Regions from separate parts of the Homo sapiens genome. Here region 2 is linked to region 1. Evidence: read pairs that join two places in POLR2A ChIA-PET (ENCODE). Cell type or tissue: Panc1. All regions are shown on one strand. Links, peaks and the distances in the headings refer to the core of each region. The heading gives the core; the rest is flanking DNA. Region 1 has its middle 12 kb from the start of MIR1915HG. Region 2 has its middle 40 kb from the start of MIR1915.

Region 1 (4,384 bases), core at 226-4,225:
TAGCATCTAAAAAATAAAGAAAATGTGGTGAGTTTTGCTTCACCTTAAAAATAACTTCCTGCTGGGAAGGTTGTAAAAAGGAGTTCCCAGAGCCAAACTAGGAAAGGGGGAAAAAAATGCTTCCCATCAACTAACCTCAGGAAATTGGCAAGGAGGAACAGGGCATCCACCTTAGCGAGTCCACCCGGTCACCCCAATCATACCAGGATTCTCCCCTTCCCTGTAAGGAAAAACTATTTTTGATGCTAGCTTTGGTTTTGGTTTGCTCCCTAGGCCAAAGGGCATTTTGCAAACTAGCCTGGGGGATGGGGACATAGGGCAGATCTAGGAGGTGGGGGAGGGCTGCATTTTACCTGTTTGGCATGCCCTCCTTTGCAAAAAAAAAAAAAAAAAAAAAAAAAAAAAAACAGAGTACGTGGGGAGGGCTTAGGGGGGCCCAGCTATCATTCTTCGCCCATGCCCTGGGCCCCCGCTCCTCTCTCGCTTCTTTTCAAACTGTGGCGGCCTCACAAGCTCCTACTTTAAAAGGCCTGAGATGTTTTGCATGAAGCCCTCACAATAGGGGTTGAGGGAATTGACAGTTTCAAAAACAAGGCGTTCAGTCCTTTCCAGCTGCCGAGCCCGCTCTCTCGCACCAACTCCTCGTTCCTCTCTGCTGGTGGCGTCCTCCGGGGCGCGCGGCCGCCCCCACCCCGCCAGCCCGCGCTCCGGCCGGCCCACCCCACCCCCAGGCTGTGTTTGTAAACAGCGGTCAGTGGCCGGGGGCTGCTGGCGCGGGCTAGGGGCTTGGCGGGCTGGGAAGGAAGGCAGGGGCCGGCTGATCGCGCGATGGGCTGCGGGCTAAGGGCCGGCTTGGGGGCCGCAGGGGTTTCAGGGTCCCTTTCCCCCTCGCTTGCCCCAGGCCGCCGAGCTCTAGGGCGCACCGCGCTAAACCTAGGGCAGCTCCGGGCTCTCTGGGCCGGGCCACCACCACAAGAAAGATGTTTAAGTGCCGCCATTTTGCATGGTGGCAAACAAATTTCTTTGTGACTTTTGTTTTCCCGCCCAGATCTTGCTGTCCTCTGAATGGGTGACGATGTCGACCCCCGGGGCGAGCGGCAGGGCCAGCGCCGCGGCACCTCCCGAGCAGCCTCTCGGCCAGTCGGCCTTGGGGCCAGGCCAGGGGCGAGCGGGGGGCGCAGGGCGCGCGGGGGCCGGCCCTCGGGGCCTGGAACGCCTCCCCTCAACTTGGCGCTCCTTTTGTGTGTCCCGAAGTCATCGCCCACCCTGGCACACGCACACGCAGCCTCGCCGTTTCTCACCTTCTCGCCCAGGCCTCATCTCCGCTCCCCAGGCAAATGGGGCCCAGCTCTTCGCATTGGGCGGAGGGCTGGCCAAGGCCTCCAAAAGGCGCGTGTGGATCGCCAGTGGCAAAGGGTTGGGGCTTTCCCCTGGGCCAGTGTGGCCGCGAACGCCTTCTGGGAAGTGGTTCAAGACCAGAGGCCCTGGGTGTTGGGGAGGGCGCGGGGGGCGCAGGCAGGGCCGGGCGCAACTCCCACAGTGGGAGGAATGGGATGAGGCCCGGCTGGCTGGGTTTGGCGCGTGGTCCCCATCCCTGGGAACCTCTCCGTGCATCTGCAAGGGGAATGATGGCCTGGAAACGGGAAACGTGAGAGAGTGACCTGGAAAGCCACCCTCGGTTGGGGAGGTTGGAGTGCAGCAATGCAAACAAAGCTGCTACCGGGGAAGAGGGGAAACAGAGGTGCACCGCAGCTAGGTCACAGGAAAGTGCAACAAGCTTGTTTTCCCGGGTGTTTAAAATGCAGCCCCAGTTGTAAAGTGTGTGAAATTACGCACTGGTCTCTTAAAGAGTGCCTAATTTATAGTAAATAGCAAGGTCTTTGTAAATGGCTTTATTATGTTGTTTCTTGTTAATTGTTGAGAAAATCCCCATTGTTGAGTGTGAAAGGCTTTATGAGCTAACCTGGTCCTCGGCGCAATCACAGGGCAGTAAATGGCCGCTCGGCCTCCAAGGCCCCGCGCGGGAGCCGTTGCCGGCCGAGAGTGCCGCGGGGACCTCTGGAGATGCTGCCTCGGCCTGAGAAGAAAGTGGCCAGGCTTTCCAGGTTTTAATTAATGGGAAGGCGTGTTTGGAACTCGCAGGCCTCCAAAAGCAGCTGGCTGAGTGCGGCAGGGGGAACCGGGCGGGCCTGGGGGACCCCGCCCGAGAGGGCTGCGGAGAGGCGGAGGGGTCCCGGGCTCCCCTCTTCGGTCACAGGCTGCTGGGGGTCGCGCCTAGGCCCGCGGGTCCCGGGCGCCGGCTTGAGCCGCTCTGCGGTGGGATTGGATCTTGGGCTTTGTCTCCAGTTCTCCAGACGCTTGGAACGCGGGATCTGGCCGGTTCGGCCAGGCCTGCGGAACCTGAAAAAGCCTACCGGGCCTGGAGACCGCAGGGTCTGCGGGGCAGAGCAGGCTCCGGGGACAGCTCCAGGCCCCAGCTCAGGCCTCTTGTCTTTTGTTTAAAGGGATCTCCATCTCTCTCTTCTTTCTCTAACCCCCTGTTTCTTTTCCCCCTCTCGCCCTCTCTTTTTCTCCCTCTCTCTCCCTCTTACACACACACACACACACACACACACACACACACACACACACACACACAGTCTCCATTAGAAACTAAAATGGAATCGGAAGACGGGAGAAATAAGAGGAAGGGGTTTTGGTTTTGTGTGTTGAACAAGGAAAAAGAATGTCTTCTTTAAGATAAAATATTCCTATCTCCTTTTCCCATCTCCTCCAGTTCCCTTTCCTCCCAGTTGGGACCTGAGAAGGGTATGGGCAAAACCAGGCAGGCGCTGGATTCCTCGGATTAACTTTGAGGAGAGAACCCGTTGGGGTCCTGCAGGCCGGGAGAGGACAAGCGGAGAGCGCCTCCCCAGCATCTGCCCTGCGGCCTTTCCCGGCACTTAGGACCCAGTGGGTCGGGGGAAAAGCAGCAGCCGCCTCTCCGCAGCCCCTGAGCTCTGGCAGTGCAGTTAGAAGGAAGACAATTCCTTACTGAGCCTACAAGCGTAGAAGAAAACCTGGGTTAGGTGGGCTGCATGTGAGGGTTTAGACATTAGCTAATGCAAATCACAAGGAAATGTTAATTCCAGTAGGAAAAGCCTATATTCAGCTATCTTCCTTCCCTTCTAAGATGGCCCTCTGCTTGCTTGCGCGCTAGCTCTCACCAAATTAGCTATTACGTGAAATCCCCCTGGGTTTAAGGCACTTGTTTCACGGATTCGCGTACAACCCATATTAACTATGCACTTTCTGCTATTCCTCTTGTGATTGTCCCTGCCTCTTCCTTCTTTGCAGAGAGTATGATGCATTTTATTTTAGTCCAATCGATGCATGCAAATACTGGGATAACACAACCCACACTTCTGCAATGGAGGCTGTTTTCAAAATTGAGTTTAGGGATCAATACTAAGTCGAAATGCTCCAAATTGCACGAATTCACCAAATTCAAGCCCTGGGCTTCCAAGCCCCTATCCTGACTGATTAACGCACTCTCAGATAGCTGTGCTTCCACCGTCCCTGCCTCTCATAACAGGATGTTTTCGTCTAGTGTATTTGGCTTTCCCTAAAGATCACTCGGGTTTGCTTGGAAAAACACGACCCCAAAACGTGTAGTGTGAAACTCTTGTCGATGGCTTCCGTACAGGTCTCCTCTCACATTCGCCTTGCGGACTGCCATCTCCCTTTATTTTCCTGGGACCGAACAGCAGCACCTAGCAGTGCCATGCTGGGTGCTCCGAAAACGTTTGCTCAGCTGAATAAATGCTTTATTGGTCAGGGAACAGCCCTATCCTGTGCCACTGCTTAGCTCCCACGATGTCTTCTTCGCCCAGAGCTGAGCGGCTTGGATTGCAGCACAGCGAGCTCTCTATTCTTTTCCGGCTGCGGCCATGGCTGCGGGGCGACTGGTGCCTAACCGGGTGTGTGTGGGGGGCGGGGGCGGGGCAGGAAAGGGCAGTGGTTGTCCCCTTGTTGCAAGAAATGTTTAAGGCCAGAGAGGTGTGTATGTGGGGGGTGGGAGGGATTCCAAAAGAGAATCAGAAGAGATTGCTGCCCACAGATGTGTATGTATATAGTCTAAAAAGAATATATGGGAAACAACCCAAGTACCTAGGATGCCAGAGTGTCCCTGATTCCTTAATTCCTGCTGTCTGGATCTTCCTTCAGGGTAGATAACTGAAACAAGAAAGAAAAAGGTGGAGAGATAGTAGCAGGCAGTCTAGAGGCCTTCCAGTAAGATGCAGTTATTCATCTAATCACTACCATCAACACGTTTGTGTTGGACCCTTTTTGCATGGAAAACGCTCAGCAGTCAGTTGACTTAGACCCTAAAATATCACCAGGC
Region 2 (4,384 bases), core at 100-4,099, 52 kb after region 1:
CCTCAGCCTCCCAAGTAGCTGAGATTACAGGCATGCGCCACCAGGCCTGGTTATTTTTGTATTTTTAGTAAAGACGGGGTCTTACCATGTTGGCCAGGCTGGTCTAGAACTCCTGACCTCAGGTGATCCACCCGCCTCGTCCTCCCAAAATGCTGGGATTACAGGCGTGAGCCACCATGCCCAGCCAAGAAATCTTCTTGCTTTCTTTCTGAAATGTCGTGCTGTTCAGGTTTATGCAGGGCAGATTTCTTCCCATTTCATAGCTGGAAGATGTTAGAGTAAATCAGTCCAGCTGTTTTTCTATAAAATGATTTTTAAAAAAAATCCCAGTGACCTTTTTCTGCCCTCAAATAACTTTAAGAATAGTTGGACATAAAACCTTCAAACTCTACATATTCATAGCCCTCAGAGGAATATAATCATTGTTAGTTTGAGAAAAAGCTTAGTATTTTTTTGAGTTGGAAAGCTCTAATATTACATGTTTGCACATGTTTGGTATGTAACTCTTCATCTGCTGATGAAAACTGATATGAGACTTTTATAGCGTATGTGTAGATGCTGGTTTTTTACTTTATTTACCATGTCACAGGACTTACGAAGGCATACAGAATTTATGCAGTAACCTTTATATTGAAGCTAAAACTTTACATCTGTTCGCCAATATAAAAACAGAGAGATCCTGCTATGACATTGCAGAAGTCACGCAGAAAATCTTATAATGGTGATTCCAAAGAAATGAACTCTGCTGTGTTTAGATCTCATCAAAGGACACTGAGTGTTCTGGCACTCTATGGGAAAGGGTATTTTGGGAGGTTCCATAAAAGATTTTTACACACATTCTGCATAGATGCCTCAGCAAAGATTGTTGATTGCTAGTGTAGTCAGGACACTTGGGGTATAAAAATAACTTTTATCAGAGTTTCACGGAGAACTCTGAAGGTAGTTAATTCCTCAATGCTTCATAGATACCCTTCCCTGAATATTTGGGTACCAGCCAAAACACAAGACCTTTGTATCTTTTCCTTTTTTTTTTTTTTTTTGAGACGGAGTCTCGCTCTGTTGCCCAGGCTGGAGTGCCATGGCGTGATCTCGGCTCACCGCAAGCTCTGTGTCCCAGGTTCAAGCAATTCTCCTGCCTCAGCCTCCCGAGTAGGCACCCGCCACCATGCCTGGCTAATTTTTGTATTTTTAGTAGAGAGGGGATTTCATCATCTTTGCCAGGCTGGTCTCGAACTCTGGACCTCATGATCTGCCCACCTCAGCCTCCCAAAGTGCTGGGATTACAGGTGTGAGCCACCGCACCCTGCCGTTTTTTTTTTTGTTTTTTTGTTTTTTTTTTTAAAGAAACAGTCTTGCTCTTCCACTCAAGCTGGAGTGCAGTGGCATAGCTCACTGCAGTCTCAACCTTCTTGGCTCAAGCAATCTTCTGATGGTTTAAGTTCCATATTGCTCTCCATTCATCTTCCATCCTAGGGTGGAAAGAGATTTCTGCTGTGATTAGCCCCAGGGTACTGTACTATCCCTTGTTGATTTTCTCAAGCAGTGTCTACACCTGTTTTTGTTTGTTTGTTTGTTTTTGACAGAGTCTCGTTCTGTCGCCCAGGCTGGAGTGCAGTGGTGCAATCTCGGCTCACTGCAGCCTCCACTTCTTACGTTGACGCTATTCTCCTGCCTTAGTCTCCCAAGTAGCTGGGATTACAGGCGTGCGCCACCATGCCAGGCTAATTTTTGTATTTTTAGTAGAGACAGGTTTTCACCATGTTGCCCAGGCTGGTCTTGAACTCCTGGCCTCAAGTGATCCTCCTGCGTTGGCCTCCCAAAGTGCTGGGATTACAGGCATGAGCCACTGCTCCTGGCCTGTTATGGGTTGAATTATGTTCCCCTCTCCTAATTAATATGTTGAAATCCTAACCCCCAATACCTCAAAATGTGACCTTATTTGGAGAAAAGGCCTTTACAGAGGTAATGAGGTTAAAATTAGGCCATAAAGGTGGGCTCTGGCCAGATGTGGTGGTGTGCACCTGTAGTCCCAGCTACTTAGGAGGCTGAAGTGGGAGGATCACTTGAGCCCAGGAGTCTGAAGCTGCAGTAAGCTACAATTTCACCACTGAGCTCCAGCATGGGCCACAGAGTGAAACCCCGCCTCAAACAATAAAAGAAAGTGGACTCTAATCCAATGAGAGTGTTATTTGTATAAAAAGCATAAATTTGGATTCAGAAATAGACACACGTAAAAGAAGACAGTGTGAAGACACCAGGAGGAGATGGCCATCTATGAGTCAAGGACAGAGGCGTGGACCTGGTCTTTCCCTTACACCCCCAGAAGAGATGAACCATGCTGACACTTTGATTTTGGCTTGCTAGCCTCCAGAACTCTGAGAAAAGAAATTTCTATTGTTTAAGCCATCCACTCTGTAGTATTTTGTTATGACAATCCTAGTAAACTAATATAACACCTTTATAAATTATCTCTTCATTTAACAATATTTAATTATCCAGTTTGAGCATGGCATCTGTTTCCTGTTGGTACTGGACTAATGTAGATTTATAATCTATCAATCTATCTATACCTTATTTGCTTCAGATTTGTTTTCTGTTAAGAAATTGGGCCAGGTGCAGTGGCTAATGCCTATAATCCCAACACTTTGGAAGGCTGCGGTGGGAGGATTGCTTGAGCCTAAAAGTTCAAGACCAGCCTGGGCAAAATAGTGAGAACTCATCTCTACAAAAATAAAAAAAATAAGCTGGGTAGGGTGGTGCATGCCTGTGGTCCCAGCTGCATGACAGGCTGAGGCGAGAGGATCCCGCGTGCCCAGGAGTTCAAGGCTGAGCTGTGATGGTGAAGTGCACTCCAGCCTGGGCAACAGAGTAAGACCCTATTTGAAGAAAAGAAAAAAAAAGAAAAAAGAAATTGAACACTGCCAATTCGCAAATTTCTTTCACATCAATAAATATGCTTGCACAACATTCTGAACATATTTAGGAAGTCTGATTTGGATTCCTCCTCTAACACCAGCCGATACCTGGAACACTTCCACCCATATAGAGACAGGACTCCTCTGGAGCTGTCTGTCCTTCCGGGAGGCTGTGATTCATTGGTCGCTTTGCCCAAAGTCATCCATGGAAGAACTTGGTAACGGTGCCATTCCTGTGCATATGAATGTTTTAATCATCTCCCGAATTAAACCAGTAACTGATTGTTGCCTTTCTGACAACCAACACACCTGTTCTGTGGAAATCTCTTTTATTATAAAGGAGCAATATGTTTGTCTGAGTGTTATACCTCAGGCATTTTATTTTCAAATTGCTATTTCTTTTTTTTTCTTTTCTTTGTTTCTTTCATTCTCAAAGAAGGTGAAAAATTGCTGTTTCTCTCTTTTTGTTCCCAGTAATTTATTAAATCCAATTATTTTAAGGAATATCCCTAAAGAAGAGGAAACTTCTAATGTTCCTGGTTTTTAAAAAGGGAACAAAAATGCAAAAAGCTTTTCACTGGAAATACCCTATTGAAAAAAACCCAAACACACCCTTCTCTGCCAAATTAAATTTTAACAATGTCAAAAGTGGTAAAATCAGCTGGGCATAGTGGCCCATGCCTGTAATCCCAGCACTTTAGGAGGCTGAGGCAGGTGGATTGCTTGAGCCCAGGAGTTTGAGACCAGCCTGGGCAACAGTGAATCCCTGTCTCTACAAAAAACACAAACATCCGCCGGGCATGGTGGTGTGTACCTGTAATCCCAGCCACTGGGGAGGCTGAGGTGGGAGGATCGCTTGAGCTCAGGAGGTCCAGACCACAGTGAGCTGTGATTGTGCCACTGCACTCCAGCCTGGGTAAGAGAGCAAGAACCTGTCTCAAAAAACAGAAAAGAGTGAAATTGAGTCTCTTGCTTACTTGCCTATCTTGTACAATTAGCAAAGCTGGTCTTTCAAACAGAATTGGCCTGTGAAGAATGAACAATTTAGGGAAAAAAGGAATTTAACAGTCTTGGGGAAAATAAAACTACAATGGGAAATCCAATCCATTTTATATTTGAGCCACTGAATGTGATTTGACTATATGGAAGGGTGGCCTGGCAAACCCCCTCAACCACCGTCCAACTTAAAACAGCACTGAAAGCAATGCTTGTCACTTACGCTACTATTTCACTGTGGCTTTCAAGATAATATGCTGTCCATTTTTTTAATAACATTTAACATGTTCATCTCCCTTTGATTGAGCACTTATAGCCAAATTATTAGTGCTTATGGCTTACTGTAGACAGTATTTATGCTGCTTTCCAGAAGCCACTTTTATCTGTTGGAAAAAAAATCCCACTGTAGGATTTTCAACCTTTTAGGCTAACATCTGACTCTATTAGCTTCTGAAGAGAAGAACCATAAATAA

What was found. Peaks named below come from ENCODE experiments on the same cell type or tissue, not always from the same donor. Only the 100,000 strongest peaks of a DNase experiment are listed, where the experiment ranks them.
Region 2: POLR2A ChIA-PET joins it to region 1 with 5 read pairs; 6 of 35 experiments call an interaction of 5 or more read pairs at or near these places.

Annotation. Positions count from the first base shown.
Region 1 is chr10:21,506,777-21,511,160 of GRCh38, reverse strand. No RefSeq gene overlaps it. Among named protein-coding and RNA genes, the nearest start is that of MIR1915HG, 12 kb to the right of the region's middle. In Panc1, for the core only: no CTCF peak of the experiment used is centred there; no DNase peak of the experiment used is centred there; H3K4me3 peaks cover 572 bases; H3K27ac peaks cover 2,849 bases.
Region 2 is chr10:21,454,707-21,459,090 of GRCh38, reverse strand. No RefSeq gene overlaps it. Among named protein-coding and RNA genes, the nearest start is that of MIR1915, 40 kb to the left of the region's middle. In Panc1, for the core only: no CTCF peak of the experiment used is centred there; no DNase peak of the experiment used is centred there; H3K27ac peaks cover 227 bases.